Linked DNA regions of Mus musculus: all the other regions are linked to region 2. Evidence: chromatin loops called from intact Hi-C (ENCODE). Cell type or tissue: left cerebral cortex. All regions are shown on one strand. Each heading gives the region's core, and the rest is flanking DNA. Links, peaks and the distances in the headings are about the cores only.

Region 1 (7,426 bases), core at 1,440-6,439, 130 kb after region 2:
CTGCTCTGTTACTGGTGAGTGAATTATTTTTCTACAAGGCTGACTCAAGAATCCTGTAAATTCCTTGACAGGGGGAGGTGTGGGATTTTCTTTTTTTCTTTTTCTTTTCTTTTCTTCTTCTTTTTTTTTTTAATCTTTTCTGTTTCTTATTTGTTCAGGAAACAGCAGAAGACATCTACCATCTGGAAACTTCTGCCCTGGGAAGGGCCCTTCATCCATGCCTCTACATTTAAACCCAGTCCAGTTCAGTACACACTCGACACTCAGCTACGAAAAGGCGAGACAACCTACCTGGTGGCCCAGAAGACCTCCCACCTTCCTGGAAGTCGGTATAGAATATGCAAAGGGTCTGAAGAGGAAGCACTTGGCAAGGGGCCAGGACCTCAGACAGAGGCATGTCAGCCCAGCACTGTGCTTTAGAGAGCTGGAAGAGGTCTGCCTACAACTACCTATCACTCCTGACCCAACACTGACAGAACCATCGTAGGAGTACTGGCGAGTGTTCTGTGTCATGGGCACATCCCTCGGGGGCCAAGCCAAGTGCTGGAGCCCACCGGGGAACCAGGTGGATGTGGCAGACCTTTCAGGTCCTGCAAGGAGGTGACCAGCAGAGTGTTTTCAAACAGAAGGAAGAGGCCAGTCACACACAGGCAGAACATTTGCTGAAATGTGGAATGAGACGTCAGGAGGTCTGGTTAGTGTAACAGCAGTGTGACAGAGCTTTTTTATGACACATGTCGTCTCATGCACAGGGTGGTATATTAGGATTCTCTGAAAGAGCAAGATAGGGTGTGTATGTGTGCGTGTGTATGTGTGTGTATGTATACATATGTATGTATGTATATCAGATATATACATTATAAGTATTTGAATTTCAATTCTTAATATGTTTTAAAATTATATATATATGTATGTATGTGTGTGTATATATATATATATATATATATATATATATATATATATATATATATATATCCCTGTACTAGATTGGGATCTATCTATATAGGACCTAGTCTGGGTACTGCAAAGTCTCATGCTGGTAAGGCTGAGAACTGGTAGTTGTCCAGTCTGTAGGCTGGCTGTTTCAGCAGTCCTAATCTGGTGCTATGGTCCTGAAGGATTCCTGGGGAGTAGCTGATCTTCAGTCTGCGTTGGAATCCTGGAGAAGTTGTTTCTATCACCACTGAAGGAGTTCCGCAGCAACAGGGTAGATGAACTTGCCAGTGAGAGTGAGGACAGGCAGGCAAAAAGCAAAGGTTTCTTCCTCTGTGTCCTTTTCTGTGGGCTGGCACTGGAAGATGTGACCCAGATTTAGGGTGGGTCTTCCTGCTCAAATAATCAGATTAAGAAAATTCCTCACAGGAGTGCCCAGCGTCTTGGGTTTCAGTTACCTTCTGTGAGAAACCCTGTCTTGAACCAAAAAAAAAAAAGTTTCCTTCTGTATGCAGTCAAATTGACAACCAAGATTATTCATCACAAGTGGGTTATGATTCAACTCTAGTTATACATCTGGGAGACAGATGCTAATGTCTGCCTCGCCTCAGTGTCCATGGAAGGGATAGTGACCTTCACTCTTTCAAGCAGCAGGATCCATTTCTCTGCTGTTCCAATTTGATCACGGGGTTCACCCATCATCTGGCAGGTGCCTCTGTATCTCCTGTGATATGTGACATGGGAAGCGTAATGAACAGTGGCAGGCCCTGTGCTCACAAGTTTCTGTCCCGTGTGTGAGTCCCACCTCTGTGAAAATGGAAGAAAAGCAGGGAGCTGTGGCAAGAGACCTGCATTTGAGGCTGGAGCCCTCCACATCCCTGGAGTGTGTATTACTACTAGTCAAGTAGAAGGACTCCACAAGGACCAAGGGTCATTCCTGCCAAGGGACTAACACATGCTGGCAGCAGAGGGGCCTACGGCTGAGAGTGTAGACCCTGCTGGAGAAGCCCCTCTGTGGGTGCTCTTCTGTCCTTGGCTGAGTCCACCAGCCCCAGCATCAAGGGTGGTGGGACATTGTGAGTAGTCAGCATGGATGTCCTCACCCTGCTGAGTGAATGTTCTGGAACTTCTTTCCTTTTCTTTCCTGGAATGGTCTTTCCTTTCCGCTAGCTTCTTTCCTATCTGTTCAGTGGTCAGAGATTGATGTTTTTGGGAAAAGTTGACATTTTTAGAAAGCTGGTTTTCTCCCACCTAACCTTAGCTTCCTGACTCAAAACGTTCTTTGTTGTCAACTCCATTGTCTGCTTGTCAGAGGACAAAACCCACTCAAACCCATCTCTCACCCTTAGCATGCAGGGATGTTTGCTGTAGAAACTACACTAATCCCTTTTTTTTCCCCTCTGTGTGGTCCCTGATCATTGTAAAAACTCTAGAAACACTAAAAAGACTAAAAGAAGTAAATAAAAATTTCCCACATTTTATGAATAGTTTTGATTATTCTTCATAGTGAAACTGATGCTGTGAGTATTTCTCCACAAAGTTCCTGTTAAACACAACTCTAGGGTTGGAGAGATGGCTCCGTGATTAAGAGCACTGGCTGCCCTTCCAGAGGACCTTGATGTAGTTCCCAGCACCCACATGACAACTCATAACTTTGTAACTCTAGATCCAGTGCCCTCTTAAATCATCTGTGATGCCCCGAGCAAACATGCAATACACACATGCAAGCAAAACACCCTTACACACAAAATTTAAAAAACAGCCAAACCCACAACTCTAATAGAAATGGTATTGTGTCACAGGACATAGTCTATTTACACCATATTTCCAATTTATGTTTTAGGTTAGTCCTGGGCAGTTTCTTTTTCTTTTTTTTCTTTAGACTTTACCCCAGGGTCTAGAATCAGCATCACAGAGGTCAAAATCTTTCCAGAGAAACACTGACCTACGCATACACAACATACACAACATACGTGCTCCAAGGTGTGCCCATCTTTACCAACACAGGCACCTACTATACATCCTGCTGACCTGGGAGGCAGAGCCTGTGTTCTCTGTGTGTGTGTGTGTGTGTGTATATCAGCCAGATGGTGGTAGTTCACTTGGGAGGCAGAGTCAGGTAATCTCTTGAGTTCAAGCCCAGCCTGGTCTACACAGTGAGTTCCATGACAGCTAGGGCTTCACAGAGAAACCCTGTCTTTAAAAAAAAAAAAAAAAAAAGCCGGGGCCTGGCAAACACAGAAGTGGATGCTCACAGTCAGCTATTGGATGGAACACAGGGCCCCCAATGGAGGAGCTAGAGAAAGTACCCAAGGAGCTAAAGGGGTCTGCAACCCTATAGGTAGAACAACAATTTGAACTACCCAGTACCCCCAGAGCTCGTGTCTCTAGCTGCATATGTAGCAGAAGATGGCCTAGTGGGCCATCATTGGGAAGAGAGGCCCCTTGGTCTTGCAAACTTTATATGCCTCAGTACTGGGGAACGCCAGGGCCAAGAAGTGGGAGTGGGGGTGGGGGGAGGGTATGGGGGAATTTTGGGATAGCATTTGAAATGTAAATGAAGGAAATACTTAATTAAAAGAAAATAAATTTAAAAAAAATTAAAAACAAAACAGACAAAGAAAAAACCAAAAGAAAAAAAAAAAAAAAAACCTCCCAAAAAACAAAAAAACAAAAAAACCACCAAACAACAAAAACCAAAACCCACATTGTTTAAACAAGCTTACAGTTCTGGGCTGCAGCTCAGACACACCTTACACCAGGCCTTTAGCACAGTTCCAGTTACTGCCTTTGTTGAGCCAATGGGGCACTTTACTAGCGTGGGGATCTGTGGCTGCCTTCTGGCAGGCATTTCTATGGCTCCCCCTGGTGGTGGATAGCTGCAGTGGCTTCTAACTGATTTCAGCTGCTGGGCCATGTGCTAGAACCATTCACAGTATCTCTTAACCAGTCCCATGTAGCATGTTGTTGTATTTCCAGTGTATCTGGATAGGATTTAGAATCCTCATCTAGGGAAATGCCCTGGCTCAAGGCCAAGTGGAAATGCAGCACTGTGGGCAGGAAGGCAATGGGCCTTCAGATGTCGCTAGCCCTAGCACTGTTGAGTCTTGGAGTCTCAGTGTTAATGTTCTTATTTCCTCCATCTTTTCCCCAGTGTCTGCCCTGTTGTCTTCTGCCCAAACGTAGCCCCAGTGTATGCTGGTAGTGGTCCAGTCCCCACTTTAGAGGGCACATATGTGATGGTTCCCTTAGGGAACCTCAGATCCTCATCTGAGTATCAGTGGGTGTAGGGAAGGTGCCGTGTTGGGAGGAGGCTCCTGGAGAATATGGCTTGGCAGAGTCCAGGCCTGAAGTACTGAGCCTTATGGTATGTGCTCCATGTCCTGTGCTGTTCTGGAGAAGGGTTGCAAGCTAGTCCTGGCTCTTAGTTCTCAGCAAGACATATAGCAGGTGTTCCATCCGTGTGAAGCAAGACCATTTCCAGTGTAGTCTTCTTGCTTCTGAGGGAGCACAGACTCACAAGTAAGCAAGGGAAAGAAGGCTACCGTAGATCACATGCAGTCGAAGGGTGCCCATCCTCAGACAGCAGGCTTCAGAAGAGGCTTCCGCTGTTTAAACTGCAGTGTGACCAGGGAAGGCCTCAGCCAAGCTCACCCACTTGCTGCTGCACAGTTTCTAGGAAGCGTTTAGAAGCAGCAGAAGCTCAGGCATGCATGACAAGAGTGGTAGTGTGTTTGGTGTGTGTGCCTGAGTGTATTGTATCTGTGCTTGCATGCACACACATATACATTGTGTGCATTACATATGTAAACACACTTTTTGTTTATTTTCATCTCCATACATTTTTAGTGTACACACACATATTGCATCTTTAGTTAAAAAGTAGTGATGTGGAGGTTAGAGTCCCATACCATAGTAGTGGGGGCCTTCTGAGAGCTGGGGTGAGTGCTATCCTGGTCTTGACTCTGTCTCTGAGACTAGGTGTCTCCTGAAGGTGTGAGCAGTGTTGTAGGCTGATAGACAGATGAAACTGGGCAGGGCAGATGGCCTCAGGACCTGGTGAGTAGACCAGAACCACAAGAGTAGTTGTGGCATCTGTGGCCACTTAGAGGCAGTCTCCATATTGGGCACTATTGCACTCAATCCAGTAGAGGAGGGACTGTGGATTCAGGCTCACATATCTTTGGCATAACGGGTTACCAGCATGAATAGGATTTCCTTCCCCACTGACCCTACACATGTGTCCCTTAGGTCACAGCCCGCTGGCCTTCACTGATGGATTGCAGGCTTGGCCTCCTCACAGAGGCCATGCTATCACTGTCATAATCAAGGTTGGGCTCTGAGGATAGGGCTTCTCAGGCCCACCTGATGTCTGTGTCTCTCCTTCCCTGGGATAGCCAGGGGCTGAGTGTAGTGATCAGAGCCTTGTGTATGGCTGTAGAGTCTGGCTTACTGTGTTTCTTCTGGATACTTTCACAGTCAGATGTGGAGACACTTCTAGCACAGGCCTTGGGAAGTCTAGGATCAGTTATCTTGCCATGAGAGCAATGTCCACAGAGCATGAGTAGACCTTTGGTCACTCCGTGCTGGGGCAACTTCATTCTGTTGTCCTAGCTAGGTCTTCAGAGGGCTCCCACCTTGACAATGGCAGATTGAGGCAGCCTGTGACCTCAATGGCTTTCCTGGTTGCCTCGACTCTCTCTTCTCCATTATCCTGATGATCTATGATGTCTCAGCCCCATGTCTAGAGAATGTGCATCAAAGGCTCATCCCTCCACAGTGTGGGCTTAGCATTCCTCTCTTAAGGTCAGACAGCATTACTTCTCCACTCTGTGGATTAAATAAACAGAGGCCCTGGCATAGATGTTGATGCCTGGCAACCTTCAGCTCAGACTGTCTAATTTCCTGAGAGTCCTTTACCTCATGGGGGTCCCACCATGGCATCACAACATGGGTGTGAGTGCAGTTCACAGGCTAATTGGCTCCGTGTCTTCAGACAGGCATGCCTGAGGCAGGGCACTCTGTACTTAGCCTCAGCCGAACCTGAATATGTGGTCTTGGTCAGCAGTAACTGAAAATGTAAAGAATGTTCCTATCTAGGTGAATGGCCCGCCCTTCTCAAAGGCCAGAGACGTCAGGCCGCCAGAGAGAATGGAGCTTAGTTCATTTTGCACTTGGCGGACCTGGTGCTTGCCTTGTCACATTCAGGACTATTTGCTGTCCCACAGTGCTTCTTCTGCCTCTCGGCTATCTTTTGATAACTGTGGGATGTGGATGAGAACTCTGACCCTTTCCCTGCCCCAGAGAGAGGCTCTGAGTGGCAAGGAGGGGAGGAGTGGGAGCTGTGGGGATTTCAGAGGGTTGGGGATGGTGTCCCCTCAGCCACCCTCTCAGGGTTGTAGTCCCTAGCCTGGAATGGTGGGGTGGAAGTGAGGATCCACCTTCCTTCCAAGTCACCCTGAGAGGCTTGGCAGAGGTAATGGGGGTAGGGGCAGCTAGAATCTGTAGTGACAGTTGCCATGTCACCAGAAGCCCCTCCCCCCATCCCTTGTGTGTGTGTGTGTGTGTGTGTGTGTGTGTGTGTGTGTGCTGTTTCTCTTAAAGAGACTTCAGCTGTCTTCCTTCGTTTCCTGCAGTTGGTCTCCAGGTGCTGTGGCATTCAAAGCCTGCACTCAGAAGCATGAATCGAGACCACCTCTTTGCTGTTCAATTTGTGGAATGAAAGCAACAGTAAACACTCTTTGCAGAGCACTTTCCTAGATGTATAAACATTGATTACAAGTTCCGACTCCCCTAAACGACTTAAGCTATAATTATATGTTAGGTATGACTATTTCCTTTGACGGCATCAAACACTTTAAGCGTGCTGTGCTTGTGTGGACTTCTCTTCACTGCATGAATATCCCCTCCCTGCAAACGGCTCTGTGTATTAGTGGCCTGAGGCAGCTGCACTGCTGTTTCACAGACTGGATCTTTATCTAGCCATCAGGACATTTGACTGCTATTATCTGGGCTCAGTGATCTCATCTCTGGACCAGTAACTCACGAGCAGCTGTGAGATGGTCTCAGGAGGGGATCAGAGATTCCATATCCATATTAGTGTTAGAGGAGACCTAAAGCCAGACTTCTACTCTCAAGTCTTAGAGGCTAGAGGTCTGAGGTCACATTGTACTCCAGCTAAAGGTTCTGAGCCTTCCTGCCTCGAGTTCCCAGGGCTCCTGGCATTTCCTTGACTTGTGGGAAATCTCTCCCTCATAAGGACCTTTACTGATCATCCAGGCTGGCCTCATCGTGAGATCCTGACACTGACGAATCTATAAAGTACCTTCTCTCCAAAAAGCTCACTGCCAAATCCTCTGGGGTGTGATGTGGATGTGTCACACTTGGGGGCATGTGGCATTCACCATAACATATGGATCTTGGGCTTCTGACTACTCTGCTCTTCCACTTTCCCAGAGGAACCACCATTGGATGTGTTTTCATGGTGCCATGA
Region 2 (7,426 bases), core at 1,273-6,272:
AGTGACCACTTTCGACTGGGAAAGGACAGACCAGGCATTTCTAAACCTGTAAGAGTGACAAACATGCCGGGCGTGGTGGTGCACGCCTTTAAACCCAGCACTTGGGGAGGCAGAGGCAGGCGGATTTCTGAGTTCGAGGCCAGCCTGGCTACAAAGTGAGTTCCAGGACAGCCAAGGCTACACAGAGAAACCAAATCCTGTCTCAAAAAACCAAACCAAACCAAAAAAGAGTGACAAGCATTCATGTGAGGGTACCCAGCTGTTCATTCCAGAAGAGTGATTCTATGAAACCAATAAAGGCAAAGCATGTTGTTAAATATACCTATAATCTTCAAATCTGGGAGAGCAAATCAGAAAGACTCAGATAGAGGCCAAGCCTGGGATATTATCACATAGTGAGCCTTTATCTAAAACAAAACAATAAACCATAAAACCAAGAGGTAAGCAAACTAAATGCCGGTAGACCAAAAGCTAAAAACTCCAGAATGTTACAAATATTCTATGTGAGGAATTCAGGCAAAATGTCCCTGGAAAAATTGAAGAGAATTAGAGCAAGAAAGACACAGAATGAGTGAAAATTAGGAACAGAAACCTCAAGTTGCTTTTTTTCTTCCATTTCCCACAGGTAATCTACAGTCTCAGTAGGCTGTCTTCTTGCTGCCACCTCCATTCTCATTGTCACAAGGTAATAAATATAGTTAAAACACACAGCTAGCCTCCTTCCCTGAACTTGCACACACCTGACTGGCTTCATTTACAGTTACAGAAACATGTTCCTTATAAAAACATTGAATTATAGGTCCAATACTCAATAACATGGCCAATAAATTTTTAAAATGTAGTGTTCTACAAGTGAAAACTGGCTAACGAAATCAACTATGATACTGTCAGCTTGCTTGTGACATTGAGCTTTAGATGGCTTCCCACATTCAAGTTATTGTCAAGTGGAGGGTGAATGACTACTGCAGTATCAAACCCGCACAACTGTGACTCTGATTTTCCCTTCTATTTTTCAAAGAAGCTGTGACTAGCAAACAAAATTTCTTCTTAAACTGTTCCTTATCGTATCGACACCACCAAAACAAACATGATTCCAAAGAAGCATTTTATGTAGAAATCTATGTCACCTTCTGGTATCCAAGACATAACACATAATGTGCTTTACATAATACTTGGAAGGCAGAGTCACGCAGATCTCTGAGTGTGAGGCCAGTCTGATCTACATAGCAAATGTGAGGCCAGTCAGGGATATACAGTTGAGGTCCTATCTCAGAATAAATTTAAAAACTATCATATGGACACACATATGATGTGCCATATATAGTGTGTAATATAAAGGTCAGAAGATAACTTTGTGGATTTCTTCCATCCACCTTTACATAGTATGATAGCTATTCTTGGTTGTCAACTTGACTAGATCTGGAATTACAAAACCCAAATGTCTGGGTACACCTTCAAGAAATTTCTCTCTCTCTTTTTTTTTCTTCCTTTTTTTGAGTCAGTGATCTCTGTATAGTCCTGGCTGTCCTGGAACTCACTTTGGAGACCAGGCTGGCCTCAAACTCAGATCCACCTGCTTCTGCCTCCCAAGTGCTTGGGATTAAAGGCGTGTGCCACTACTGCCCACCCATATCTCTAAATTAAATACCATAGACTCCACTGGTGGCGCACGCCTTTAGTCCTAGCACTTGGGAGGCAGAGGCAGGCGGATTTCTGAGTTCCAGGACAGCCTGATCTCCAAAGTGAGTTAGTTCCAGGACAGCCAGGGCTATACAGAGAAACCCTGTCTCTAAAAACAAAAACAAGCAAACAAAAAAGAATCATGAGTTCAGATTCCAGTATCCATGTCAAATGCTTAGTTACAGCAGAGTGCTCACCTGTAAACCCCACTGTGTGAGTCTGCGGGGGTTAGGGTGGTAGGAAGCCTACTAAGGCCTAGAGATCTGGTCTCAAAGAAGTCAAATAATGATGAGGCAACACTGGTTTCTAGAAGCATATATAACCCACACCTACAGAGAGAATGAGGCTAACTCACTTGCCCAGAACTCATTCCACAGCCCCAGTTACTTATGATCCTCTTGCCCCAATCTCTTGAATACACAGGATTACAAGCATGATCCACCAGTTTGGCTATACTTTATTTCTTGAGGGACATGGAAGAGTTTCAGATCTAGAGGGGAAATGGATCCTTTCAATACATGTGAAATTATATTCTCTATCAGGAAAAAAAAAAAAGACTTGGTAGTAGGATTCTTACAGGCCCATGATCTCAGTTGAGTCAGGAGGACTGCCACATTCAAGGCCTGCCAGGACTATCAAGGAAGTTCAAGGGTAGCCTAGGCAACTTAGGAAGACCCTCTCTCAAACTAAAAAGTAAAATGAGGAGTTTGTTTACCATAGCAGGTAATGCATTAGCTTTATAGAGATCCAATAAATTAATTGAAACCGAAGTAATCTCATAAAAAACAGGAAGAGTTGACTTCACAAAGTTGTCTTCTCACCACCAAATATACATCATGGCACCCGGGTGCCCACATCATACAACACATCAGTATTGGTAATAATAAAAAGAGGACCAGAGATGTAACTCAGTAGTAAAGGAGCTGCCTAACATTTGTGAGGCTCTGAGTCCAATTTCCAGTCCCAACAAAACAATAAATACCCTTTGTTCAGAAATGAAATAAATATTACAGTCACCAAGAAACCAACTTTCCTGGGGGGGGGGGGGCGGAACAACCAAATAAGCTAGGAAACAAAACCAAAACTGTTATTGAAATGGAGTCTCAAGTAGCCCAGGCTAGCCTCGATTCCACCTAGGACCGAACATATCCTCAGATTCCTGATTCTTCTGCCTCTACCTCTGAAAGGCTGGAATCACAAGCACTCTTCAAAGTACTTAGTAAGCAAGACAACTTTCCACTCATTTCACATCGAACTCACAGGCAAACCGGGACGCAAGTGTTTTCTCCAACCATTAAAAAGAAAAAGCACCAGGTGTGTGTGGGGTCTGGGCTGGAGAGAGGTTCCCTCTCACCATTGTCAGGAACAAGAGTCAATCTGCAGGCTGAAAGACCTCAGACTACCTCAGCCTTTGTGAACCTCGGGCTCCCCCAATTACTTGGGCAACCTAAACTAAACGGCAGACCGAAAAACTGAAGCTTAAAACGCCCAGGGGTAAAGTTTAAAAAAACAAAAAGCAGGAACGCCCATATCTGGACTCCTCCCCCGCCCTAATCAAAATGTGGACAATGGCGTCCACTGCGAACAATGTTAAAGGTTAAGTTTCCTATCCCTGTGTACAGATGTGGCCCTGAGGGAAGGGCCCGAGCAGGCACCGGGCTAAGGATGGAGGTCGCAATCGCCCGCTTGACTAACCATAGATAGAACCAAAAGTGGCTCCTGGAAGCCCAAACCCCATTCAGCTCCAAAGCCCGCAAGCGTCCTCGGCACTCTCGCAACTTAGATACGGCCCGCCACGCGGCCCGGGTGCCCCAGCAAACTCGCAGGCCTCCGGAAGGCGGGGCGGCGACGCGACCACACAAAGGCTGCGTCATCAGCAAGGAACAAAAACCTCGCTCAGGTTCTCTGCAATCCGCCCGCCCGGCCCCGAGAGTGACCTTGGGCGACCCCCAACCCTCGCCGAGCCTCAGTTTCCCTTCCTACTTGGCGAAAGAGGTTCTCCGGCCAGGCCGCGGGTTGGCGAGCGGATACCCCCACACAAGACATTTCCCTACTTCCGACGACGGCGCCGCTCCATGTTCCGACAACCGCGTGCTCTCCGGGAAAGAGGCGGCAGAGGGCCCAAGCCGGAGAAGCGCGGTTCTGCGAGAGGCGGGCGGCCACCAACCCCAGTGCGGGCCGAGAGGCCGCCCGCGCTCCACGCCCGCACCGCCCTGCCCCGCCGCTTCCATGCTGCGGAGCCCAGCCTTACTTGGAGCTGGGGTTTGCTGCCAGACGCCTCGGCTGATGAGCTCGGGCAAGGACGTACCGACTCCAGCCGCCGCTGAGGAGACCCGTTCAAGCAAGCCTCCACCGCCTCACGAAGACCCACTTCCGCTCGTCCGGCACCGGCCCGCCCTTCTCAGCCCTTATTGGCCTCTCCCGCCTTTTCTCCCGTGCTCTACCGGTTTAGGAGGATAAATTGCAATTTTATTGGGTGAGAAAACCATCTATTACCACTTTGAAATACACCTTCTTCCGGTCACGCCCCCCGCCTGCTTGCGGGAGCTTCCACTTCCCGCGAGAGTGCCGCCAGTCGCGCTCCTCCCACGAGAACTTGGCGGTGTCGTTGCTGAGGCGCGTCGCGAGCTTGCCCGCTGGGTGTTTGACTTTTCGTTTGGCTTCTGACCTGGTATACGGTGGCCCTTACGGCTGCATCTAGCCCTAAACCATAATCCGTACCCTTCTCCGTCTCCTCGGTCGTTAATGAGGCGTACCAGAGACTCGCCCAAGGCCCCAATTTTCTGCTGATCCACAGGCAACCAGGCCGGGATTCGCACCATAAGTGCCAGGCTCTTAGGCATGTCGGTCCCCGGACTCTCCCTCGCAGGAATCCCATCATCTGGACAGGGGGCTCACCTATACGTTTGGGAGGCCTACCTGGAGGAAGCTTGAGGACTAGACGAAAGAGAACGTCCAGTTAGACATTGTGTGTGCTAAAGGCGGGGGAAGGTAGAGCTGGGCATGCCCAGGAGTCTGCGGGTTAGCTGCCCAAGTGTGTCGGGGCAGAGGCGAGAAAGGCAGGACTCAGAACACAAGTCCCATGGAATGCAAAGAACGGCCTCGGGCAAGACCAGGGCCTGGAATTGGGTCTTAGGACATCTCATGTTACAGAATCTCTCTTACCTGAATCTGAAAACCAGTATAATAACTTTAGGCAAGTCTCAGTCCATTCACACCTATTACAGGTTATCCATTTTACCTACTTCTGCCGGTTAATAAGAATGTGAGTGCTAACAGGTAATACAAGTCCTGCTGCTCCTGGGCTAGGTGGAGGGATGGGTTTAGCAACTGGAAAATGATCTATCCATAGATAAATAGCAACTAGAAAGAAATAGATGAGGACCCTCAGACTACTTGAGCAGATGATTTGAAGGTTATCCTAAATGTGGTTGAATTGCTTCTGTGGGGATATAGATCCTGGAAGATTGATTAACATGGCGAAGCAGATCAAAACCCGACCGTTAATATTTTCCATATTACAATCTCTGACGTTTTATGGAATTATAAGAGAACTTAGGATAAAGTGTGTATGATAAATACATACCTGACTCCAGTGTAAAATGTGTTTTGATGTTTTGGGCATGCTTTCCAAATGTTATAAATAGGAATAAAGAGAACTTACATTTGTAAGAAAAATGTAGGTATTTCTTATAATTTTTTGAATACTTAAATCAGGTGAGACCAAAACAGGAATATATACCCTTATAGGTTAAAGGTTCTGTTTGCAGTTAAACAGTTAAATATTTCTTGCCAGGAAGTAGTGGCCCACACCTTTAATCCCAGCAGAGATTAAACTCAGGAGGCAGAGGCAGGCAGATCTCTAAGTCTGAGGCTAGCCTGATAGGCTAGTTCCAGGACAGTCAAGGCTATACAGAAACACTGACTCAAAAAACACCAAAAAAAGCGAGCAGTGGTGGCGCCTTTAATCCCAGCACTCAGGAGGCAGAGGCAGACAGATTTCTGAGTTCCAGGCCAGCCTGGTCTACAAAGTGAGTTCCAGGACAGCCAGGGCTATAACAGAGAAACCCTGTCTCAAAAAACAAACAAACCACCAAAAAAGTTTATTTGTCCTAAGTTAAGTCCTTGCAAGTTAAAGTTTCTATTTGTAATTAGTAAGTTTCTGTTTGTCCTATGCAAGTTAAGGTTTCTGTTTGTATTTAATAAGTTCCTGTTTGTTCTGTGTTACATCCTTGCAAATTAAGGTTTCTATTTGTTTCTATTTGTAATTACTAAGTTCCTGTTTTAGATCTGCTCTGAACTGCTTGCAACCTCATTCATATGATGTATATCCTTACCCTTCTTCTTCCCTTTAAAGGTCTTTCATCCCTCTGTTTGAGGATGTTGGAATCCCTGGAGCTGGAATTACAGTTGTGAGCAGTCAGTTCAAATCTTTCCAACTCTCATTGTATCTAACAGGGTTTAACAGTCAACTCTCTTGCCTCTGAACACCGTATCTCTCCCATAAAGGGACATTCAAGAGGCCAGCAGAGGCTGCTTTCTCAAATCCTGCAACAGCTGGCTTGCCAGTCCCTGGCACACCTTGAAGGAATACCCAGAAGAGCAGGGGTTCTCTTTTTACCTTGTTCAGGCAGCACAAACCACACCCAAACACTTGTTTTCAAAGAAAGACCCTTTATTAAGTGGGGAAGAAAAGTTAAAGGGACTGCTTTCTGACTTAGGATGAAAAACAGAAGTAAGTGGCCTTATAGGTGTAATTTTAAATTTTAAATTTTTAATTTTATATGTAAGTACACTGTAGCTGTCTTCAGACACTCCAGAAGAGGGAGTCAGATCTCATTATGGTTGTGAGCCACCATGTGGTTGCTGGGATTTGAACTCAGGACCTTCGGAAGAACAGTCAGTGCTCTTAACTGCTAAGCCATCTCTCCAGCCCCCAGATGTAATTTTTTAAAAGATTTTATTTATTTTATATATATGATGAGTACATTGTAGCTGTCTTTAGATACACCAGAAGAGGGCATCTGATCCTATTACAGATGGTTGTGAGCCACCATGAGGTTGCTGGGAATTGAACTCAGGACCTCCAGAAGAGCAGTCCGTGCTCTTAACTACTGAGGTATCTCTCCAGCCCTATAGGTGTAATTTTTTAAGATGTGGGAAAAAAGGGGGAAATCTATGTTAGAATGGGCTAGGATGTGGTAGTATATTTTAATTGGAAATGTTAATTAGGTGAGCCAAATGGGGCTTTTGATTACTGGACTTCAGTATTTTTATAGCTCTATCTTCGTAATCAGCCTCAAGAGGAGAAAGTAACCAAATAAGGGAATGGACCTTGGGGGCTACCTTTAGGAATGTAATCTAATGCTTATTAGCAAGGCAGAGAGGCTGGAGAAGGACAAGGCTGGCAGAGCCACCCACTTGAGTGGGCTAATGACCCTTCACACTCCAAAATACAGCTTGATTCTCAGGTTTAACAGGCAGGCAACTGATTCTACATGTCGAAATGCAGCTCAAAATGTCTAAGGAAATTTCAGTTTATAAGCAGGCCATACGAGTCTAATCAAAATCCTAGTTAAAGTGACCAAATTTAAAAATACAATAAGATTAGTAATTTGAGCCGGGCGTGGTGGCACACGCCTTTAATCCCAGCACTTGGGAGGCAGAGACAGGCAGATTTCTGAAATTTGGGGCCAGCCTGATCTACAGAGTGAGTTCCAGGACAGCCAGGGCTATACAGAGAAAC
Region 3 (7,426 bases), core at 1,055-6,054, 48 kb after region 2:
AGTTTGAGAAAAACAATCATATCTGCGACTGGAGAACAGGCATGGGCTCAGCCAACTCTGAAGCATGCTTCGAGCACCTCAACTCTACACTAAGTTTTGGTTTAATTTTTTTCTTGTTTATTTTTGTTTTGGGGAAGGTGGTCTTGATATGTAGTGGAGTCTGGCTTCAAAATCTCCATCCTCCTGCCTCTGCTTCCTCAGTGCTGGGATCACAGGCCCACATATCCACAGCCAGACTCAGCTTTACTTAAAATAATTGTCTGTTTACTTGCTTTTAGTGCAAGAGACAGAACCCACAGCATCTCCTACACTGGGTAATTGGTCCAATACTGAGCCACATCTCAAGTATCTCAGTATTATTTAGTTTGCGGGTGAGAATTGAGATCTAACTCCTAAGTGGATTGATTACCTTTAAATATGGCTCTTTAACTCCATTCTCGAATCAGGGCTCAATGGTCTGGCCCTTGAGGTAACCTGGAAGGCAGGCTGAAGCAAGCAAGGAGGGTTCGTTTCTATCAGATGCAATCCACTTCAACAGCTTAGGCCATATCAAACATATGTTAGTGAAAGCACCCTCTTTCCCCACAACTAAAGCTGCTCTGCTAAGTGTGGCGGCTACTGTTGAGGTTTTGTCTTTTACTGTGTATCACAATGTTAAGTGTTGGGGGAGGGGAAAGACCAGGAGTCTGCACATAGACCTAAGTGACCCTGCCCCCAGGCTATTTCTGATTGGTATATAAAGATGCCAATAGCTAATAGCTGAGCAGAAGAGACATCGGTGGGGTTTAGATTTTCTGGGCTTGGGATTGGAGAAGAACCATGAGAAGAAGAAGGTGCAGGAGGAAGGAGAAGCCACCATAGGTTTAGATGAGCTGGCCTCGAGGGCTGGCCAATTGAAGTTAAGAGCAGCCCAGATGAAACATAGTAAGTAGTAAGTAATAATTTGGGGTTATCAATAGGAAAGTAGATTCTAATTGCATATAAGGTAGGTATCTGCTCAGCTGTTGTGCTGTTTAAGGCTTATTGTAAATATAAAGGTTGTGTCTTTTATCCATGAACTAAATGGTCAAAGACTGTGTAGAAACCCCAGGTTGGAATTAAAAATTTCTACAACAGGCTATGAAGCCACTCCTTGCAGCTTTCTCTTCCCTCCTGAACTACAAAGCCTGACTCTCACTTGGGCCTATTGTTACCCAACCGGTCAGTGACATTTCTCAGCCTCCTTGAAAGCTGGCTATGGTCGTGTGTACAAGTTCTTCCATCTCTCAGAAGTACTAGAGAATAAACTGTGGGAGCATTAGCCTGAAGTGTAGGACATCTCTTTCTTCTCTTTTCCAGTAGGTTCATGGGCTTAGGAGGCGATGGCTAGAACCAGTGCAGCCATCCTGAATCCTCAGTAAACAGGTCAAGGATGGTAGCCAGAAAGCTGGTTCCTGTTGCATGTCCAGAATTACCTCTGCACACATCTCTCTCTCTTTTTTAAAGATTTATATGTAAGTACACTGTAGCTGACTTCAGACACACCAGAAGAGGGCATCAGATCTCATTACGGGTGGTTGTGAGCCACCATGTGGTTGTTGGGTTTTGAACTCAGAACCTTCAAAAGAGTAGTCAGTGCTCTTACCCGCTGAGCCATCTCACCAGCCCTGCACACATCTCTTGAATGTGAACAAATCTGTCATGCTGGGATCTTTCTGCCTATAGTTAAGCCTGATCCTGATATACCTACCTCCTTGGGCTCAGCCTTTATCTTGGGCACAACTTCCAATATGAAGCATAGAAACAGCTTCTGCACAGTAATAGCCCCAGGCTTTGGAGTTGGCCAAGGGTGAACAGACACCAGATAATTTATTAATCTACTTACTACTGGACATGAATTCATGTGTCTGCTCAACGTCTTCACTTGGAGAAGATGATGGCTTTGGGAAGAGCTGCTTTTAGTTTTCTTTTAAAATTTTTTTACTTATTTTTATGTGCGTGTATATATGGGTGCATATGTAAGTGTGTGCACTTCCATGGGGCGGCCAGAAAATGACCGTAGTGTAGCCCTGGCTGTCCTGGAACTCACTTTGTAGACCAGGATGGCCTCAAACTCAGAAATCTGCCTGCCTCTGCCTCCCAAGTGCTGGGATTAAAGGCGTGCGCCGCCACGCCCAGCTCCACCTTGTGTTTTGGGCAGAGTTTCCCATTATTGTGGTGCTCACCAACTAGGCAATAGGCTACATTGACTAGTGAACCCCGTGGGTCCATCTTCTTAGCCTCTGAAGTGCAGCGATTGTAAATGTCATAATGCCTGGCCTTTTTTACAAAAATATATTTATTTCTTATGTTTATGTGTATTTGCCTGCATGTATGTATGTGCATCACATGCATGCAGGGCCCATGAAGTCCAGAAGAGGGGTTTGATTATTTGGAGGTGGAGTTACAGAAAGTTGTGAGCAGCCATGGAGGTGCTGGTGACTGAATCTGGGGCCTTGCCAAGAGCACCCACTGCTCTTAATCACCGTGCTATCTCTCCAGTCCATGCCTAGGGTTTTTGTTTTTGTTTTTGTTTTTCCAGTGAGTTCTGGCATGCTGAACCTTCTTCCACTAATTAGGCAAACACGTCACTGATTGAGCTATCTTCCCAGCCCCACAAGCAGTTTTTATGACTGAGAGAGTATACAGTTGTGGACATGTTGACTCTAAGGTGATCTGTTAGTTGTACAAATAGTGAAGAACAGGCAAACATCTGAATTCAAGCATTTAGGCTGGAGGGAAAAAATGTTTTTAAAACCACGTAGCTGCCTGGAACTACATAGAAATGGGTGGAGAGCAGCTTCCAAGGAGTAAGAAGGGAGCTACAAAGCAGGTCCAGGGCTGAGGGGCTAAGGGAAGATGCAGGAACTGCTAGGGTACACACACTGTATTAAGAGGTAGTCATCTGGGTCACCTGTTAACAGAGAGAGAGAGAGAGGGAGAGAGGGAGAGAGGGAGAGAGGGAGGGAGGGAGGGAGGGAGGGAGGGAGGGAGAGGGAGGGAGAGAGAGAGATTGATTGGAGGTGGTGGAAAACACCCTACTTTTATTTTTGGAGGTGGGAAGAAAAGCGCAAAGGTAGCTCGCTAAGGCCAGAAAATAGGCAAAGATTGGAGAACTGGAGAAAACGAGTTAGGGAGAAGAGGATGGGCTGTGCCTGGCTCCCTGTGGCGGCCCCTCACCTTAACCTGCCTGCCTACCTGCGGGCCTCTTGGCCTTCCTTGGCTTTAACCTCGTAGTCTGTCCAGGCGCCGCGGGCGGGAGCGTTCACTGGCCAGCTCCGGTACCCGCAGATCGCCTAGGCATCGTTTGGGCGCCGTCACCTAGCAACGCCGCGCAGGCCCTGCCCGCGGTGGGCGCCGGGACCTGTAGTCCTGAGCCTCCCTCCCTTGGTGCGCGTCCCGGGTGGGGTACGGCGTGGCGTTGGGCGGGGATTGGCGGCCTCGCCGGGCTCGCCCCATCCACCACTTGCAGCGGGCCGGGGGCGTGCGGCGCCTCCGGCGCATGTGCGGTCGTGACCGGCGGAGGCGCTGGGTGCTCTTAAGCCGTGAAGCACCGCGCGCCCTGTGCCCGCGCCTTTCCGCGCGCCCGCCCGCTCGCGGGTTTGGGTCGGCCGCGCGCCGCTTGCTGAGCATCCTTCCGGCCGCGCACCTGCCCCGCGCACCTGCAGCCAGCTGCTCGGCGCTAGGCGCCGCGCACACGATCTGCTTGCTCAAGCAGGTCCCGGCCCTGCCTGCGTGTCCACCCCGCGCCGCAGCCGGACCCGGGCGCAGCGCTGCAGAGGGCGAGGGCCGCCCGGAGCGTGGCTCGGGCCGGCGCGGCGATGATGAACAGATTCCGAAAGTGGCTGTACAAACCCAAGGTGAGCGGCTCCAGCTGCGGACCATGTCCCGGCGTCGCGCTTTCCCCCCTCCAGATCCCTTATCCTGCAGGTCCCTCCTTGATAGATAGACCTCGTTTCCTTGGCCCTGTATGAATTTCTTTCTCCAGTTCATGGGATGCCCTTTCCCTGCATTCCGCGACTTGGACAGACCATGTACCTGGCGCGCATTGACTGCTCTTTTCCAGTACCAGACGGGGCTCTTTCTTTCGGGCCTGGGTGTACTGTCATGTTTCTCCTCGTCTGGATACTAGATGGGCTGGCTCCAGCTCGCACCCAGCGGTCCCAGCCTGCGTGCTCAGAGCCCCTACTTCTCTTGGTTCCCTCTAGCCTCACCGCTGATGCTCCTTCATCTTTTCGCAACACAATTATTCTGTCCTAGGATAGTGGGTCTCCCACCCTCCCTTCGCACTTGGGAACCGACCGTTTCATTCCCCTTTCTCCAACCTTAGGCTTTGGTCAGACTCTTTCTTCCCGTATCTTAGAGGTCCCTCACGCCGCGGTCTGGTCCTCTATCCCAAAACGGAGTAATTGGATCTTGGTCCAGTTCTCATCTCTATCCTGTTCCGGTAGCCGCCTGCACCCTTTTGGATCTCCGACCAGTCCTCTGCCCAGTCGCGGGGTGAGGCTCGTGGAGCTTGAAGCTTCAGTGGGCCGGAGGTGCGATTCACCAGCCAGTTCGGGTCCAGGCGGCGCGCCCCGGCAGCCGTGCCAGTCGCACTGCGGGCGCTGCGTCCCGCTGCCTGCCTGGGGCTGGCAGCCCGGAGCCGGACCCGGTGCGCTCTGTTCGCAGCTGGGCGATGCAAAGCTAGGATCCAGCGAAGATCCAGGACGCAGCTGCGGCGTCCAAAGCTGCGTGTTGGGGGTTGGCGGAGTCTGGGGACGCCAACGCTGGAGGTCTTCAGAGGGTCACGACCTGGGTGGGGTCACTGCAAAGACTAAGGGCGGGAGCAGTGCAGCGGCTGCGTGCTGGTATCTCCGAAGTCAGAGGCCTCCTTCTCTTTGGCCCACCCAAGGAACTGACCGCTCTCCCGCCGTGACTAGCCACATTTCTTGATTTAGGGTTTCTGTCCCAGACTCTGTGAATGGTCTCTCGGAGTGGGGCGAGTATTCTGGAGAGACAGCTGGTCTGTTTGGAAGACTGGCATTTGAGGTTTAGGGGACTTTCAGGGATCTGAATCTGTTACAGTTTTTGTCTGCCGAGGTCGGGAAGTTTTTCCTTAGGTTAGAGAATGTTGGGGTGAAGGCTTACAAAGCATGGGGCTGCCTTTGATCAGCCTCGGACTGGACAGAAGGTATTCTGGAGTCTTGTGCGCTGGTGCAGCAGCGGCTCGTGCTCCTGTCTTCCTGGTTGTGGGCAAATATACTGGGGGGTGGGGTTGTGTGTGGGGAACCCTTGCGACCCTTGCGATGGGTGTGGTTTGAGTCTTGCTTGCCCTTAGCCACGCCCTAGGCGTCTGGCACTCTCTTTGCTGCAATCCCTTCAATGTGCACAGTCCTGCCTGCTGATGGTTAGTGGGTCTGCTAGCGGCTGCAGCAGCTCCTGCTCTGCTTATCTGCACAAGGAGTGCCCCCCGCCCCAATTGAGTGAATTTTTAGCACAAGAAAAACAAAACCAAACGACAACAACAACAACAACAACAACAACACAAGTTCAGTACTGAAAAAGTCATTGCAGAGGTGGGATTTACTTTTTCAATAACAAATGTCAGGGGAGCAGGTGGGAGTGTTTGCATGCCCGAGCTACGTCCCTGTCTCTCAGAATGCTTCTCAGAATGTGTACCGGCTAGTTTTGTGTCAACTTGACATAGCTGGAATTATCACAGAGAAAGGACTTCAGTTGAGGAAATGCCTCCATGAGATCCAACTGTAAGGCTGTAAGGCATTTTCTCAATTAGTGATCAAGGGGAAAAGGCCCCTTGTGCGCCCCCCCCCCCCCAATCTCTAGGCAGGTAGTCTTGGGCTCTACTAGAGAGCAGGCTGAGCAAGCCAGAGGAAGCAAGCCAGTAAAGAACATCCCTCCATGGCCTCTGCATCAGCTCCTGCTTCCTGACCTGCTTGAGTTCCAGTCCTGACTTCCTTGGTGATGAACAGCAGTATGGAAGTGTAAGCTGAATAAACCCTTTCCTCCCCAACTGCTTCTTTGTCATGATGTTTGTGCAGGAATAGAAACCCTGACTAAGACAGAATGCTTGTGGGGCGCTGGGGCGTCCAGGTGCCATTCCAGCAGTGCTACAGTAGGAAAGGTGTGTTCTGTGACCCTCCTTAACTGTTTGAAAGGAAGGAGCAGTGCCTACTTAACCATTGGTTATCACTCACAGTTAATTCACAGTGGTCTTCCTTTGTTGTGCCCCAAAGTTAAGTATCATGTCCATAACGTTCCCTGTTGAGCAGTAGATTGCTTTCTAGGTACAGACCATGGCAAGTGGAGAGCTGAGTTGGTAACTTTGGGTGATTCAGCCCAAAGCCATGTACTTTTTAGAAGGGAAGAGATAGGTTAGACCCCCCCCCCCTGCAGCTGTCCTCTTCCTCATTGTCATTTCTCAATAAGCTGTCTGTTACTGTCCTTGACCTCTGGACTTGAGCCATATCTCTGTCTGAGATCTTGCTCTGGCCATGACTGTCTCCAGAGCTGATGCCCTGTGGCCAGTCTAATGGTGAGGCATCTCTGGTTTGAGATTCATTGTTGAATGTCGGTGTCTTGATTGTTTGAAGCATTTGGGTTGCGGTAGGTCATCCTAGTAGTTTTTAATTTTTCAAACCAAAGCTTAGATTTTTTTCCCTTCAGTTATGAAGCGATTATGTTTCTCCTTCCTATATTTGAACATATTTTGGCACAAGTGAATTGAGAGTTGGTCCTGAAATGATTCTGGGCCTGGAAGAGTTAAATGGTGGCAGGAGTGGAGGTGGGGTGTGGGGGAGGAGGGGGGCTGTCTGGGGAGATTGCTTCAGACTTGATCCCCTTTCACTTCCTATTTAGATACACTATTTAAACAACATTTAAATGTAACTGCTGCTATGGTTTAAAACCGAACACATACAGACCATGTTCATAACTTGTGGTGGAAATATTTTGAAAAATGTTGTTATTCCTACAGTTCAGAGAAGCAATGGGAAATGCTTAGATTATTTTCTAAATGACAAAAATTTTGGTTTCCAAAGCACTAAAAACTGAGTTGGAGGAAAAATATACCCGGTGAATAATAGTTTATGTTAAAATGACATGTCAAAGCATTATATTTTCATTGATTTTCTTAAACTCAGCCTTTGAACAGCTCCCCCCCCTCCTTGATGAAGTACTATTAGACTCCTGCTATTCTGGGTTTGGCGTCTGTGAGAGAAAGGTGTGTGGTGAAGGCTCAGAGGCTGAGCTGTCCATATTGCTTAGAGAGTGCAGGCAAAGACTTTCTCAGAAAGGATGTTTGTGTTAGAAAGTCCAGGCAGGTGGTGACCTTCTCTGACTGACCTGGGTGACATTGCTGGTTACCAAGGGAGGAAGTTGGCCTAAGAGGATAAGAACTCTAGGCTAA
Region 4 (7,426 bases), core at 1,480-6,479, 65 kb after region 2:
TCGTTGCAGGGGTCCAGGAACTGTTCTGGACTCCCCGAGGTCTCAGTTTCTTCTGCTGCAAGGTGACAGCCAGATTCCCTGTGCTTTGAACCAAACCCAGAGGCTCCCAGAAGACCCAAGGCCTACCCTCTACTCCAGCAGCTGGGCACTGGCCCCTGGGAGCAGGCGGCTTTGTGCTAAAACTGTTCTCCGAGTCTCAGGCCAGGGCTCTGGGCTGGGTAGACTGGGACTGCGTCTCGTGGGTCAGATGGAGCCCTTAGAGGACACCAGTCCCTCTGATGCCTGAACTTTTGGATGTGCTTGTGGGTACCAGGGAGGCTTTGAGTGGTTTCTCAGTAGTGGGAATGGTAAGGCCCTAGCTCTTGAGTGTCTCCACAAAGCCTTCTCTAGATGGCCCCCAAGCCAGGTCAGGGATCCTACAGCCCTTGGGGGACCTCTCTCAGCACTGACAGGACTTCTGTTATGGATTAAGGGTGTATGACTACATGTGGCAGGTTTTATAATTTGTTGTTGTTGTTTTTGTTTTTGACTTCTAGCCTTCATCCCAGCACAGCCTTCAGCAGTGCTGGCGCTGGCTGGCTGATACCATCTGCCCGCTTGCTCCCTTTCCACGTTGCTTGCTTGTTGTCTTCCTGTGGCTATTTTCCATCAGGCCCACAGGTCCCTCTATAAAACATCGTCAAAGAGGCTATCTTTCTGATAGTGGCTCTGGCTTGAGAACTTCATTTGTTGGGTTTCTCTTTGTCGCTGGTGTTATTGATTATGTCTCAATGACAGCCCTTCAGAATCTTCCGGATCAGAAGCACGGCTGTGTTTGTACTGTATATGTAATAGTTGGGGGGTTCCAGGTTGGAGCTGGAGTGACCATATCTGAGTGAAGAGGGGAATTTCAAGCTGACTGGGAGTGCTGGATTCTTCCCAGCTCTGCACAGATGGTGTTTCACACTGAGAGGCTACATAATTTCATCCACTTCTTGGAAGGAAGATAGCTTTTCACAGCTGAGTGAAGTTGTAACGTTCATGGGAAAGTTAGCCATCATGGTGGCCAGCCATATCCTTGGCACTGGGTGTCTGTACTGTGCCACCACCATGGGGGGCGGGGATGCTGAGCGATCTGCAGAGCAGAGAAGAGTGTGCAGCTCCTGGTGTCTTGCTGGGTGTCAGCATGAGGACACTGACTCAAACCCTGTGCTGTGTGGTGACCATTCATATGCCAGGAGTCCACATGGACCCAGAAACCAAGGCTCCTGTCTTGGGACTACGAGCTGGCTTGCAAGCATTCTCCTTTGTTAGGAGATGTGGTGTCTTTAGGACACCAGGTGCAGAGAGCCGTCACATCGAATGGTGTCTGACTCTGCTCACACCCACCTCGGACAAGAAACTCAGTGGCTTGAGGGGTCCTGGTACCACAACTGAGTCACCCCTGCCCTTCCCGCCTAGCCTTGTGAAGTCCTTTGAGCCAGGTCCTAGAAGGCCTGACAGGCTCCTGGGGTCTGAGCAGAGCAGTGCAGCTGCATCTGGTTTAACAGTGGTCCTCAGATCTTCCCCTCCCCTCCAATCCCTGGAGACCCTGATGGAAGGTTGCTGTATGGAAGCTGAAGCCGTGGAACTGTGGCTGCTAACCGGGTGTCTCTCGGTTAGTGGGATTTCCCCAGTTAATTGGGAAGGTCCTGAAGTTACAAGTGTCAGGTGATAGTCAGGGAAGTGAGAGAAGATGGGGGTCAGAGGGAGGTGGGACAGTGGAGGGCCAGAGAGGCACCGTTGCGTGCTGTGAGTGTAAGTGGAGGCTGTTGTGTGCTGGGCCCAGATCTGGGGCACGAGAAAGCCCAGGGCTGCCTTGCTGCTCTCTCGTCTTCTGCACAGGAGACATTATGCTCCACTGTTCTCAGGCACAGGGTTTGCCGCAGTTGATTAACAGCAGCTGCTGGAGTTAGCTCTGCCTCCAGAGATACACTAGGGTTCACGAGTTCATGGAGCCCTGCTCAGGACAGTAAGAAACCAGAAGTCCCAGGTGTCCCTCAGGTCATGGCTGATGGACCATGGAGTGTCCACTCTGGGGCTGGGCTGTGGTATGAGTCACAGTGGAGCAGGGTGTGAACAAGTCTCAGCAGCATCATGCTAAGTGCAAAACACCAGCCTCAAAATACCACATACGCATGACACCCTTTTTATAGAGTTAAAAACAACCAAAAATACATTTTAGGATGACATATGGCAACAACCAAGCTGTCTGGAGGGGCCAGAAGAGCTGGGCTCAGGTGAAGTCTGTGTTGTAAGGTGGGGTGGACATGACCGAGCGAGTTCCAACATTTGTATGTTGGCCGATGGACTCAGGCCCCGGTCTGAAATAACCTTTGTAACCTTTAATGTTTTTGCAGAGTTGAAAAAGAGTATCTTCAGCCTGTGCAGCCTCCCTTCCAGGGAGTTCCCAGGCCAGGGATTTAAAAATAATTGTTGTCCACAGCACTGTGAGAGAAACAGCAAGCTTTTTGGAGAGTAAAACTATCTATAATTAGCCAGAGGCGCAAGTGTTGTTTGACTGGTGGTCAGCTATGCTGAGGTGACCTGATAGTCCGCGTCCCTCCCCAAGCTGTATGTCCAATGCCAAGGAACTGTAGGAAACCCTGAGTGCGTTGTGCTGAGCATCAGTGTGGGCCTCTGGGTGCCCTGAACTGAATTGCTAGGGGAGTCCTTTGGGTGCCCCAAGTCAAGGGACTCCCAGTCTCTGCACATGAGAAAGAACTGACTGGCTCTAATCAATGAGATGTCTTTGGTGGTGAGAAAGACACAACCCGTGGTCCTTTTAGTGGGAGCTCTGTAAATTTGCTTCCTTCCAAGGCAGAAGCAAAAGAGCTTTTTTCTTTTTTCTTTTTTTTTTTTTTCTGAATATAGAAAGGCATAAAATCTCTTTTCTCGGAACGTCAGGATCGATCTAGTGGGCCCATTTATCCACATTTGTGAGTTCTTCCTCCAGCCGGGGTGTGTGATGCGTGACTCTCATTGAGCTGATGGGTCAAAGTGCCAGTGATGTCAGTTTAAGTACTGGGTAAGGGGAATGCCAGGTGGGCGTTTTGACAAAATTATTAAGAAACCTGATGTCGTTCCCCTCCATAACAGTTATGTGAAGAGTTCAGGGAAGGGAAGAAAGCTATAAATGATGCACTGTGAGCTGTGGGTTTTAGCTGTATTAAAATAATTTTAGGTGATGTGTGATGCTGCACACCTGTAATTCCAGCTTACTGGGAGGATGAGGTGGGTGGATTCTCCAGTTTGAGGCCAGCTTGGACTAGGGAGCAGGGTCCTGTCTCAAAAACATTTTCCTTTTAGATGCATGAGCCAGTAAGACACAGAAAGATGGTCTCATTAAGAGCCCTAAACTTGGGGCTGGAGGGCTGGAGGGCTGGAGGGCTGGAGGGCTGGAGGGCTGGAGGGCTGGAGGGCTGGAGGGCTTGGCTGCTCTTCCAGAGGGCTGGATTCTCAGCACCCACGTGCCTGCTCTCTGTAACTGTCTGTAACCACGCCAGTCCCAGAGGATCTAGTGCCCTCTTCTGGCCCCTTTCGGCTCTGCATGTGCGGTACACAGAGATACATACAGGCAAAGCACCCATACACATAAAATACAATTTTAAAAGGCCTAAGTTTATTTTCTTTCTTTCTTTTTTTGTTTTTGTTTTTTTTGTTTTTGTTGTTTGTTTGTTTTGAGACAGGGTTTCTCTGTGTATCCCTGGCTTCCTGGAACTCACTCTGTAGACCAGGCTGGTCTTGAACTCAGAAATCTGCCTGCCTCTGCCTCCCAAGTGCTGGGATTAAAGGGGTGCGCCACCACTGCCTGGCCTAAGTTTATTTTCTTCAACTCTAAAAGACAAACCTGTCCTGACCAGTTTTGTAAACGTTGAGTTTAAATTGTCTTTTTCCTAAATGATTACACCCACTGTACATAAGGATTAAAAGAGACTGGTGTAACTGTCTTGTCTGTTTCCTACCTCTTGGTTCATGTCTGTTTCTGCTGTAACATGGAGTTTACTTGGTTACTGGATTTCTGATGGGTCTGGGAAGTGATTGCCTGGTGCTGCTTATTTACAGGGAAGGCGGGAGGTACCAGGTGCACCCACACTGAGTTCTTCCAGTGGGCTGTAAAGGAGGCGGCTTCTCCAGGCTGCACCTTCACAGGGAGAGTCAGGTTTCCTGTCTAGGACTTCTTTGTCATCGTCATTGCTGCCACTGCCTCCTCCTCCTCTTCCTCCTCTTCCTCCTTCAAAAACCCTCAGAGTTGGAGAGTTGCTCAGTGGTGAAAGGCACTTGCTGTTGTTGCAGGGCTGAGCTTAGATTCCCACTATCCACACGGGCAGCTCATAGCTACCTGCAATGCTAGCTCCAGAGGACCTGATGCACTCTCCTATGTGGGCATCCACACATGGACACCCATACACACGTGGCATACAATCACACAGATACACATAACACATAAATAAAAACAAGGAAATAAATCTTCAAAAAGTAAAATCCAGGTATCATAAAATTTACTTCTTTTTCTTCTTTCTCCTTTTTTTTTCTTCCTTCACTCTTCTTTTTTCTGTGCTAGGAATTAGAGGCAGGGTGCTATGTGCTCTGGCAAGTGTCCTACCACTGAGCTACACTTGAGCTTCAAATTGATCACTTTAAAGTGAGCAATTCAGGCTGGTGAGATGGCTCAGTGGTTAAGAGCAATGACTGCTCGTCTGAAGGTTCTGAGTTCAAATCCCAGCAGCTACATAGTGGCTCACAACCATCCATAATGAGATCTGATGCTATCTTCTGGTGTGTCTAAAGGCAGCTACAGTGTACTTACATATAATAATAAGTAGATCTTAAAAAAATAAAGTGAGCAATTCAAGCATTTAGTATAGTTGCAGCATGTAGCTGCTCCCCTTTATCTAGTTCTCCACATTGCATCTTCCCAAAAGGAGGCTTTGTATTGGTTATGCAGCCTCTCTGGCCACCTTGGACCTTCCTGAGTTTTCTAGGAGCTGCAGTGAGGAACAGTCAGAAAGAGGGTGTTAGTGTTTGATGACTTGTCACAGCACCAGGGGTGAACGGCTCAGGACAGAAGGGAGCAGGACCTGTCTCACCTGACCCATCAGTACCAGGAGCCACTGTGTAACTTTGACCAGAACTTGGTCTTTCTGTTCCTCCCTTTCCACCCCATCAATGACGTCAGTTTCAGCACCTCGGACCATGAATAGGTGCCTGGGGAACCGAGCCAAGTGTGCAGATCTGCTGTTGCTTCCAGAAATGCGAAGCGTTGTGATGGGAAATAGACCCAACACTGAAGAAAAACACTCTGTTTGTCTGTAAAGAAGCTAAAGACACAGCACACTTGAGAGTCTTAGATACAGCGGGAGGACCGCTGCTTGCACTAAGATAAGGACAGACCCCGGGGAAACGTCATATCACCCGAGGAGGGGGAAATGATGGCAGTTTGTGCATCTTGAGCTTGCACAGAGAGCTGAGCTCGTGGGGCAGGGCAGATCATGGGGTGCAAGAACCACATGTTAAAACTGGCCCCTGAAATTCCACACTCTAGCTCTCTTGTATGTGATGACATTTTAGGTCCCGCTTCATCACGTTGTGGCTCGGTACTCTCCTCTTAGCCATGCAGTGCGTCTGGTTCAGTATTCACCGGGAACTGGCACTGTCTCCAGCAGGGCGTAGAGAGCAGAGAAAGAAGGCAGCATGTTAGGTTGCTGCTGAGGGAGGGAGGGGCACACTAGAGGCATGTTGGAGGGAGCCTCACATGTGCCATCACCTGGTATCGGGTTCTGCCAGCTACCTGGGTGAGTGAGCCTGGACATGGTTTCTCTTCAGTAGATTCTCACAGAGCAGAGAGCGTGAGCATGTGGTACCTGGCATCTGACCCACAGAGCTGTGCCCTAATAAAATGGGTCATGTCGAGTGGCAAGGTGGGTGGCAGTTTGTTACTTGGCAGACAAAATATTCAGGATGACAGATGGACTGACTTCTCCTGGGGTAGCAAGCCCTTCCCGTCAGGGAACTGCCCACGGCCCATTCACCTGGGCAGTGAAGAGAGAGGAGCAGTTGCCATAGACGTGGGTAGGAAAAAAGCAGACGCTAAGCACGTTCCACTCTCCATTGCTCTTCTCCTTGTGGTGGCCGCTTGACATAGCTGGACAGACGGAGGAGGGGTTTGTGGTGGAGAGGATTCAGTCCCAGAGTTTCTTGGTCCCATGTGGTTGGGTATAGTTTCATGGTGGCAAAAGATATGGTGGAGTCTGTGATGTAATTTCATATCCAAACCTTATCAGAGTCTTTTCTTCCCTCCCTCTTCTGATTCCTTCTTTCCTTTCTTATGACAGTACCTGGTGACAAGATCTGTAGCCCAGCCAGCATGGGCCCTGGGAGGCCACATCCACAGATGCTAAAGCAAGTAGGTTGGCCTTGAACTCACTATGTAGCTAAGGGTGATCTTGAACTTCTGCTCTACCTTCACCTCCCAGTGTTGGGATTATAGGCACACACTGTCTGTCCTGGCTTATGCAGTGCTGGGGTTTGAACTCAGGGCCTTGTGCAAGCATTCCAACTGAACTACGTCCACAGTACTCCACAGCAGGCTCCTAAACACCTGGCTTGCCTGTATAACTGTGGAGTCCTTCGGAGCTTGGATTCAAGTCAGTGAACGACAGAATGAATGTACAGGGTTTTTACTGCCTTAGGAAGTCATTAAAATGGACAACTTGGGCTGGTGAGAAGGCTCAGTGGGTAAGAGCACCTGACTGCTCTTCCGACGGTCCAGAGTTCAAATCCCAGCAACCACATGGTGGCTCACAACCATCGGTAATGAGGTCTGATTCCCTCTTCTGGAGTGTCTGAAGACAGCTACAGTGTATTTACATATAATCAACAAATAAATCTTTAAAAAAAAAAAAGGACAACTCCTGGCCCAGAGAGGGCAGGGCCCAGAGCGATCAGGGCCAGAGCAAGAGAGAGAAAGGGAAGGGGGAAAAATGGACAACTCCATAGAGACACAGGGCACAGAGGTTGCAAAGGGCTGGTAGGAGCAGGGGGATGAGGAGTCACTTTAATGAAACTGTTTCATTTTAGGATGGAGACAGGTTGGGCAGGGTGTTAGACAATGGTGTGAACTGCTCAACAGTGAACTGCATGCTTAAAGATAGTTTAAATGGCAGGCCTTGCTTTTTTTACTCACTGCTATGACGAAAGAGAAGGTTGAACTTAGTGATAGTTGACCCTAGACAAAAACAGTAACTCTTTCTGGCTTTGTAGCTCCCGTAGCAGTGGAGGTGTGCCCAATAACAGTGCTGTGGCCTTGCCTTCTTTAGGGACTGAATACAAGTCTTTTTTTTTTTTAAAGAGATAATGACAGGAGGCGCACTTTTGCCTCCGTCCCACCTGGGAGCACCCCAGAGCA

The links. A loop is a pair of places that touch in the nucleus more often than their neighbours do. Peaks named below come from ENCODE experiments on the same cell type or tissue, not always from the same donor. Only the 100,000 strongest peaks of a DNase experiment are listed, where the experiment ranks them.
Region 1: it touches region 2 in a loop (2.3-fold over the local background); 7 of 42 quality-filtered maps call a loop at or near these places.
Region 3: a loop joins it to region 2, with 2.4 times the contacts of the local background. A loop is called at or near these places in 6 of 42 quality-filtered maps.
Region 4: a loop joins it to region 2, with 2.4 times the contacts of the local background. A loop is called at or near these places in 6 of 42 quality-filtered maps.

The regions. Positions count from the first base shown.
Region 1 is chr5:34,206,798-34,214,223 of GRCm38, reverse strand. The region is part of intron 8 of Zfyve28 (zinc finger, FYVE domain containing 28); the gene reads left to right. Among named protein-coding and RNA genes, the nearest start is that of Mxd4, 23 kb to the right of the region's middle. In left cerebral cortex, for the core only: a CTCF peak has its summit at 3,800 (motif pointing left); a DNase peak (open chromatin) is centred at 3,799.
Region 2 is chr5:34,333,047-34,340,472 of GRCm38, reverse strand. It overlaps Rnf4 (ring finger protein 4), which reads right to left and starts at 4,223. Exons shown (of 8, transcript NM_011278.5): 1 at 3,932-4,223. It also overlaps A830049F12Rik. In left cerebral cortex, for the core only: no CTCF peak of the experiment used is centred there; DNase peaks (open chromatin) are centred at 3,576 and 4,183; H3K4me3 peaks cover 2,385 bases; H3K27ac peaks cover 1,681 bases.
Region 3 is chr5:34,284,551-34,291,976 of GRCm38, reverse strand. Zfyve28 (zinc finger, FYVE domain containing 28) reads left to right here and starts at 3,653. Exons shown (of 13, transcript NM_001015039.1): 1 at 3,653-3,878. The coding sequence starts at 3,840. It overlaps Cfap99 (cilia and flagella associated protein 99), which reads right to left and starts at 3,312. Exons shown (of 16, transcript NM_001370805.1): 1 at 3,217-3,312. In left cerebral cortex, for the core only: a CTCF peak has its summit at 3,514; DNase peaks (open chromatin) are centred at 4,024, 4,622, 4,994, 5,318 and 1 more place; H3K4me3 peaks cover 3,213 bases; H3K27ac peaks cover 2,376 bases.
Region 4 is chr5:34,268,058-34,275,483 of GRCm38, reverse strand. All of the region lies in intron 1 of Zfyve28 (zinc finger, FYVE domain containing 28), which reads left to right. Among named protein-coding and RNA genes, the nearest start is that of Zfyve28, 17 kb to the left of the region's middle. In left cerebral cortex, for the core only: a CTCF peak has its summit at 3,576 (motif pointing left); DNase peaks (open chromatin) are centred at 2,114, 3,538 and 5,281; H3K27ac peaks cover 1,341 bases.